2 separate regions of the Homo sapiens genome follow, and region 2 is linked to region 1. A link is a contact called in ENCODE Hi-C or POLR2A ChIA-PET data. All regions are on one chromosome and are shown on one strand. The core of a region is the stretch at or near the end of the contact, and the rest is flanking DNA. Distances in the headings are between cores, read along the strand shown.

Region 1 (3,397 bases), core at 179-2,678:
CTGCATAAGACACTCCGCCTCTCAGAGTCTCAGACCCCTTATTTGTAAAATGAAAGTAATCTCTCTTGCCAGGCGCGGTGGCTCACACCTGTAATCCCAACACTTTGGAGGCCGAGGCGGACAGATCACTTGAGGTCAGGAGTTCGACAACAGCCTGGCCAACATGGCGAAACCTCGTCTCTACTAAAAAATACAACAATTAGCCGGGCTTGGTGGCGCGCGCCTGTAATCCCGACTACTCGGGAGGCTGAGGCACGAGAATCGCTTGAACCCGGGAGGCGGAGGTTGCAGTGAGCGATGGTGCCACTGCACGCCTGGGCAACAGAATAAAACTCTGTCTCAAAAAAAAAAAAAAAAGGAAGAAGAGAATCTCTCTTAAAGACAGTGTTAGTATTAAAAGACACAAAGCCACATGGAGCACTTAACAGTGCTTGACACAAAACAAGTGCCCAACTAACAAAGAGCTGCTATTATCATTACTACTGTTAGAGACATGCCATCGGAGAAGCGGATGCCCGGCCTAGCATAACCTCCCTCAATGGGCCCCAGGATCCTCATCCCCAAAATGGGGCAGAGGTCAAGCTCTGCCCTGCAGCATCCGAGGGCAACTGTGAAGTAGGGACTGAACTAGCACTGTTGATACCATCCCGTTATACTGTCCTCCTGCTCATCATAATGTGGATTCCTGGAGAGCAAATCTTTGTTCCCGGGAAAACAGCCAGGGTTTAGCACGGTGCCCAACACCTAGTGGGCATTCAATAAACACACACTGAAGAAAGGAGGGAGTCCAAGAGCTGGCTTACTTTCTGCCATACATCGCGCTAAGAGTTTAATGTGGGTAGTATTACTGTCCCCGTTTTACAGATGAGGAAGCTGAGATCCACAGCGGTTAAAGCACCTGTCCAAGGTCACACCGCACGGAACCCAACCCAGGTCTGACTCCACCACCCGATCTCTCGGCCCTCAGGCAACACGGCCTCCCACAATGTGCGTCCCCAGAGCTCCCAGGACGGCCCACCTCGCCCACACCCTCCCAGGGCCCAACCACCCTGGGACCTCCAGTCGCTGCAGCGCAGGGACCACACCTCAGCGGCGGCCCAGAAACCCCCACCCCGCGTAGCAGCAGCCCACTTCCGGCCCGAGACCCCGCCCCCTGAGCAGAGCGCAGCGCGCGCCCCCAGGCCCAGCCCGCGCGCGCCGGGTGACGGCCCCGCCCTTCCCCCACCCGGCTCGAACAGCACCGCCGTGTGGAACGGCCCTGGCGCTGCCCGTAGGGCCTGCCCGCGCACGCCCGGCCTTGGCCCACGCGGCCGCCCCCCCAGCCGCACCCCCCGGGCCCGCTAGCCGGCTCACCGGCTCTCGGCAGAACCGCGTCCACTGCCCGCAACCGGCTCCGGTTCCGTCTTCGTCTCGTTCAAACCGCCAGACCCCGCCCGCCCGCCCGCGCGATGACCTCACACGCACCCCCTCGTTACGCGCCGACGTAAAGGCTCGCCATCCTCCGCCGGCTCCTTTTATAGAGAGGGTCTCAGCCGCGCGCCGGGGGCGGAGCTCGGCCCCTGATCCACAGAACGGTAGCCGAGGGGCGGGGCCCCGACCGCCGGGGCGACTGCGGCACGTGGTCGGTCGCAGCCAATGAGGTCCCGCCTCGGCCCGGTGTGACTCAGTTACAAAATCCCTATGGCAGTAACCAAAAAGAAAATTGCTTTTACAATGAATTTTTTTTTTTTTTTGCTTAGAGATGTATGGAGGTCTCGCTGTGTTGCCCAGGGTGGTCTCGAACTCTTGGCCTCAAGCGATCCTCCCGCCTTAGCCTCCCAAAGCGCTGGGATAACAGGCGTGAGCCACCGCTCCCAGGCTTACAATTAATTTCTGTAAGAATGGGTTATTGAATCATAAAGATACCTAATAGACACTTTGGGGAAACGCTTAGAAGTCAACTTTCTGGGCCGGGTGCAGTGGCTCACGCCTTTAATCCCAGCACTTTGGGAGGCCCAGGTGGGAGGATCACCTGAGGTCAGGAGTTTGAGACCAGCCTGGCCAACATAGTGAAACCCCATCTCTACTAAAAATACAAAAATTAGCCTGGCGTGGTGGTGGGCGCCTGTAATTCCAGCTACTTGGGAAGCTGAGGCAGGAGAATCACTTGAACCCAGGAGACGGAGGTGGCAGTGAGGCGAGACTGCACCACTGCACTCCAGTCTGGGCGACAGAGCAAGACTCTGTCTCAAAAAAAAAAAAAAAAAGTCACGTTCTGTGACGCCCCCGCCCCCCCATCTGCAATATCATGCGGCATATTTTCTTCTTAGTACCATAAGAAGGCATCTTGTGCCTTTACTGTCTGTCTCCTGTAAAGTCCACAGGAGCAAGGACCTCCTGAGTCCTGTTCCGGGTTGTTTCCCAATGGCTGTACATACATTCTCTCTTGCCCACTCCCTCTTTTTTTTTTTTTTTTTTTTAAGAGATGGGGTCTTGCCATGTTGCCCAGGCTGGGCTGGTCTCCTGGGCTCGAGAGATCCACCCGCATCGGCCTCCCAAAGTGCTGGGATTACAGGCGTGAGCCACCACACCTGGCCCTTACATTCTCAAGAGAGCCTTGGCTGAAGGAGGAACTGGGCTGGGCGTGGTGGCTCACACCTGTAATCCCAACACTTTGGGAGGCCAAGGCGGATGAATTACCTGAGGTCAGGAGTTGGAAACCAGCCTGTCCAACATGGCGAAACCCCATCTCTACTAAAAATGCAAAACTTAGCCGGGCATGGTGGTGGGCGCCTGTAATCCCAGCTACTTGGGAGGCTGAGGCAGGAGAATCACTTGAACCTGGGAGGCAGAGGTTGCAGTCAGACTTCGTCTAAAAAAGAAAAAAAGAGGAACTGCACCACTTTACAGCAGAAAGAAACTGAGGGACAAAGAGGCCAATTGACTCACTCAGTGTCAGAGGTAGATCCAGATTTCAAGCTGACTTTTTTTGTCTGGGTATCATTTATTCAAGTATTCAACAAATATTTTCCCTGACCAATCAGGCCCTGGTGAAAAAAAGACACAATCTGATCATGGTGGTACGTGCCTTTAGTTCCAGCTACTGGGAAGGCTGGGGCAGGAGGATCGCTTGAGCCCAGGAGTTCGAGGCTGCAGTGAGCAAAGATCACGCCACTGCACTCCAGGCCTGGGAAACAGAGTGAAACTCCATCTCTAAGAGATAAAAACGAAAACTAGACACAGCTTCTGACCTCTTAAAGTTTCCAGACTGGCAGGGGAGGCAAAGGGGACACAACTAATGACACAAATCCTTGTTAAATTACAAATCAGGCTCAATGCTAGGCAGGGACATTATGTGGTGGGCTGATGGTACTTCCACTGTGTGGAGCAGGGGCCTAGAGGTCCCTCTAGGCCAAAT
Region 2 (3,256 bases), core at 326-2,825, 710 kb after region 1:
CTGTTCTGAATGTGGTACCAGAATATATATACATATATGTAGGTTTCAACATACTACTTTGAGGATTTGCCCCACTCGTGGTTCAGCCTGAAGTCTGAAACCACAGAAACCAGGTAAGGCCATGAAATCTTTTTACCTGACCTCTGAAGTTCTAAATAAGGAATCCCTCATTAAACAAAGGTAAGTTCTCAGTCAGCTAAGAGAAGGAGGGAAAATTGCTACCAGTCAATAATATATCCCTGTTTGGAGAAAACCAACACCAAATTATTTAAGCCAGAATCTTCCTTTGCTAAAGTCAAATGTCATTTCCTTTTCTCTGAGTCTTCCTTGTCATTCACTCCCCGGACGAAATTATCTGCTGAGGAGGCAGTATGCAGGAAGACCCAGGAAATCATTCTGGACTAAGTGACTTCAATTTTAGTTCTGGTCTCTTGACAAGCAGAATTTGAACTAAACTTTTAGAAAAAGGGCCAGTCCTTCAAAGATTTACTTCCAAGGTTCTGCACCAGGAGCCCGCAAGCTCTGACCCAACTTCCAAGCATGGCTATTTTACCTCCACCCTCATCCACACACAGACTTCATCCCAACATATAGCTTCATAATAAAGAGCCTTCATCCCTAACGAGCTGTGTGGCCATGTTGGGGAATGGGAAGGAGAGCAGTGAGGTGGGGCTATTAGTGTTTTTCAAAACGTAGTTCACAGACCACCTCCACTATATAATCACTAGAGTGCTTATAAAAGGGCAGATTCCTGGGCATCACCTAGCCCTATGGAATTAGAATCTCTGGGAGTGGGGCTGCTCAGGAAACTGCATTTTTAGCATGCCTCCCCCTACACACCTCGAGATTCTTATGCACAGTAAAGTTTGAGAACCAACAGGGTAAAAGGTCCCTAAGAGAGGGGCAGGGAGTTGACTGAGAGAAGACAGGAAGGGCAGGGAAGCCTCTAGGGATGAAAGATGGGGGTGGGGTAGGTGAAGGCAAGCTCTGGGGTAGCGGCAGTCAAGGGGGTGCGCGATGGGGACAGCTATGAGTGTAAGTGAGGACAGGGCTCTGAAAAGGATCTGAGGCAGCGCTTGGGCTGGGAGGGTGGTCAGAGGAGAGGTCACATCTGCGGACTGGTTATGATGGTGGGGAGGCGGGGAGAGCAGGGTCTGGACGTGACGGGGAGGAGCAAGGATGAGAATAACGGGAGGGGGTCTTCAGAGGGGTCAGGACAGGGAGGTGAGAAATGGAAAATGGGGCTCACAGTGGGCGGAGACCAAAAGTAGAATGGGAACCGGCGAAGGCAGCAGCCGAGGTCTTCCTCCGAAACGGCGCCTCCCCCAAAACTCGGGGCCTTCACAAGCCTGAGTGCAGGGGCAGGGCCAGGGAGGTGGATTTCGGGGAAGACAAGCCCAGTCAGAGGTAGCCCTCAGGCCTGAGTCAGGGGTCCCGGAGGTGGCTCAGGGCCAGGCATGGGGTGCTGGAAGATCCTGGGATACCCCGGAGGGCCCCGCTCCAGCTCCCGCTCCCGGAGTCTCCTTCACTCACCATCGCCGTCGCCATCTTGGATCCACGTGTCGCCGTAATGACGTCAGCGGAAGTGGTGCTCCCTGGTTACGGAGTTTAACTCCACAAGGTGGTCGTCTGGCTTCAACCGCTCCTGTAGTGGCGGTCAGCAGAGGGGAAAAGGAGTCTTAGCTCCTGCTCGACAGTCTGGTCTGGGAAAGTAAGGTCGCTGATTAGGTGAAGAGAGAGAACGGTGTAACTAAGGAAGCCATATTAGCTCCTGGCAGAAACTGAGCCTCCCTTATTCCCGCTGCATTGTGGGTAATGGGGGTGTGCGAAAGTGCGCTCGTGCTCTCAGCGCCATCTTTACTACTGGCAGGAAGACCCATTGCCAGGGTTACCTGAGACCTTGATTTGAGGGAAAGGGTGGGCACTGGGGCTCCAAGAGCAGTACGACTCCAAGAATAATTTGTAATTATATATTTAAGTATTTGTTTGATTTTAAGTATTTGTTTGACTATCCTATATCCTCTTTAGTAGACTGTAATCCCCATGAGGGTGGACCCTGTTTTTTTGTTTGTTCGTTTTTTACCTTGCTCTTCCTCATTCCCATCTGTGAAATGGGAAGGGGGTTGGTTCATCATAGGCTTGTGATGAGGATTCAGTGACACAGTATTACATAGGATGTATTCAATAAATAATTGTCAGTATATGTTTATGTATACTCCTTTGGGCTTGTGGTAGATGCCCAATACATTATTTTTTAAATGAACGAGTGAAAACCAGCATATTCAGTGGAGGGAGATATCTCTGAATGTGGACGTCATGCACTAGCTTAGTGTGTGACTCCAGACAAGTCACGCAATCTTCCTAAGCCTCAGTTTCCAAATCTGTGAAAAAGAGACTCAAAGAATCATGGTATTAAGGTTGGGAAAGAACTCAAAGTTCATTTGACCCATGTATATCACTTTAAACTGAATACAGTACCAGTGCTATCTTAGACTGTTTTAAAAAAGCTATTAAAAGAATAATAATGATTAATAATAATCATCAGCACTTGCCGAGCATTTTGTGTGCTGCAGCACTTAGCATTATGCTAACAGTTCATTAGACTCTTTTTATCTAATTCTAGGGGGCAAGGGACAGTTGAACTCTGATCCCCACCTATGGGCACCACTGTGGTGGATTTTCTGCAAAGATGGCTGCCACGTAGTTCTGTCCGTCCTTGCATGATGAGCATACGGTTTCTCTCCTCAAGAGATAGACTCTGTTTTACCTCCTGTTGAATCTGGCTGGTCATGTTGGTTGCTTTGACCAATAGGATGTGCTACAAGTGATTCTGCCAGTACTGAGCCTAGGCCTTAAGAGGATTGAAAACGTCTGATTCTACCTTCTTGGTTATAAAGAAGTGTAGCTACTCTGCTGGAAAGGCACCTGGAGAGAGAGGGAGGCCCAGCCAACTCCTCAAGACATTCTAGAAACTACAGCTAAGCACTATAATATGTAACTGAAGTCATCTTGGACATTCCAACCCCCACTGAGCTACTAGCTGAATGCAGCTACATGAATAACCTCATGAACACCATGTGGACCAAAAGAACTGCCCAGCTAAGCCCAGCTTTAGAGTGGGGTGGTTTATTATAGATCATTTCAGTAATAGATCATTGAAACACACACCCATTAACTCTTGTGACCTGCACAACCATCCTGAAGATTGGCAGATTGGCTATTAACCCCAAGGAGGAGGAAGCTTGAGAGACTAGGG

The links. Hi-C counts contacts between places; a loop is a spot of excess contacts on that map. ChIA-PET counts read pairs that join two places held with the same protein, here RNA polymerase II (POLR2A). Pooled maps may share reads with other maps.
Region 2: a map of CD8-positive, alpha-beta T cell shows a loop between it and region 1 (18-fold over the local background). The contact joins the promoter of TM9SF4 here to the promoter of MAPRE1 in region 1. A Hi-C loop is called at or near these places in 1 of 168 maps with a recorded cell type or tissue (CD8-positive, alpha-beta T cell) and 6 of 50 pooled maps. POLR2A ChIA-PET finds 5 or more read pairs at or near these places in 2 of 52 experiments (PC-9 and WTC11).

What each region holds. Positions count from the first base shown.
Region 1 is chr20:32,817,985-32,821,381 of GRCh38, reverse strand. MAPRE1 (microtubule associated protein RP/EB family member 1) reads right to left here and starts at 1,428. Exons shown (of 7, transcript NM_012325.3): 1 at 1,354-1,428. RefSeq lists enhancers at 1-379, 380-1,049 and a silencer at 1,122-1,711.
Region 2 is chr20:32,108,033-32,111,288 of GRCh38, reverse strand. It overlaps TM9SF4 (transmembrane 9 superfamily member 4), which reads right to left and starts at 1,575. Exons shown (of 18, transcript NM_014742.4): 1 at 1,534-1,575. The coding sequence starts at 1,548. RefSeq lists enhancers at 569-1,311, 1,475-1,654, 1,312-2,056, 1,059-2,258.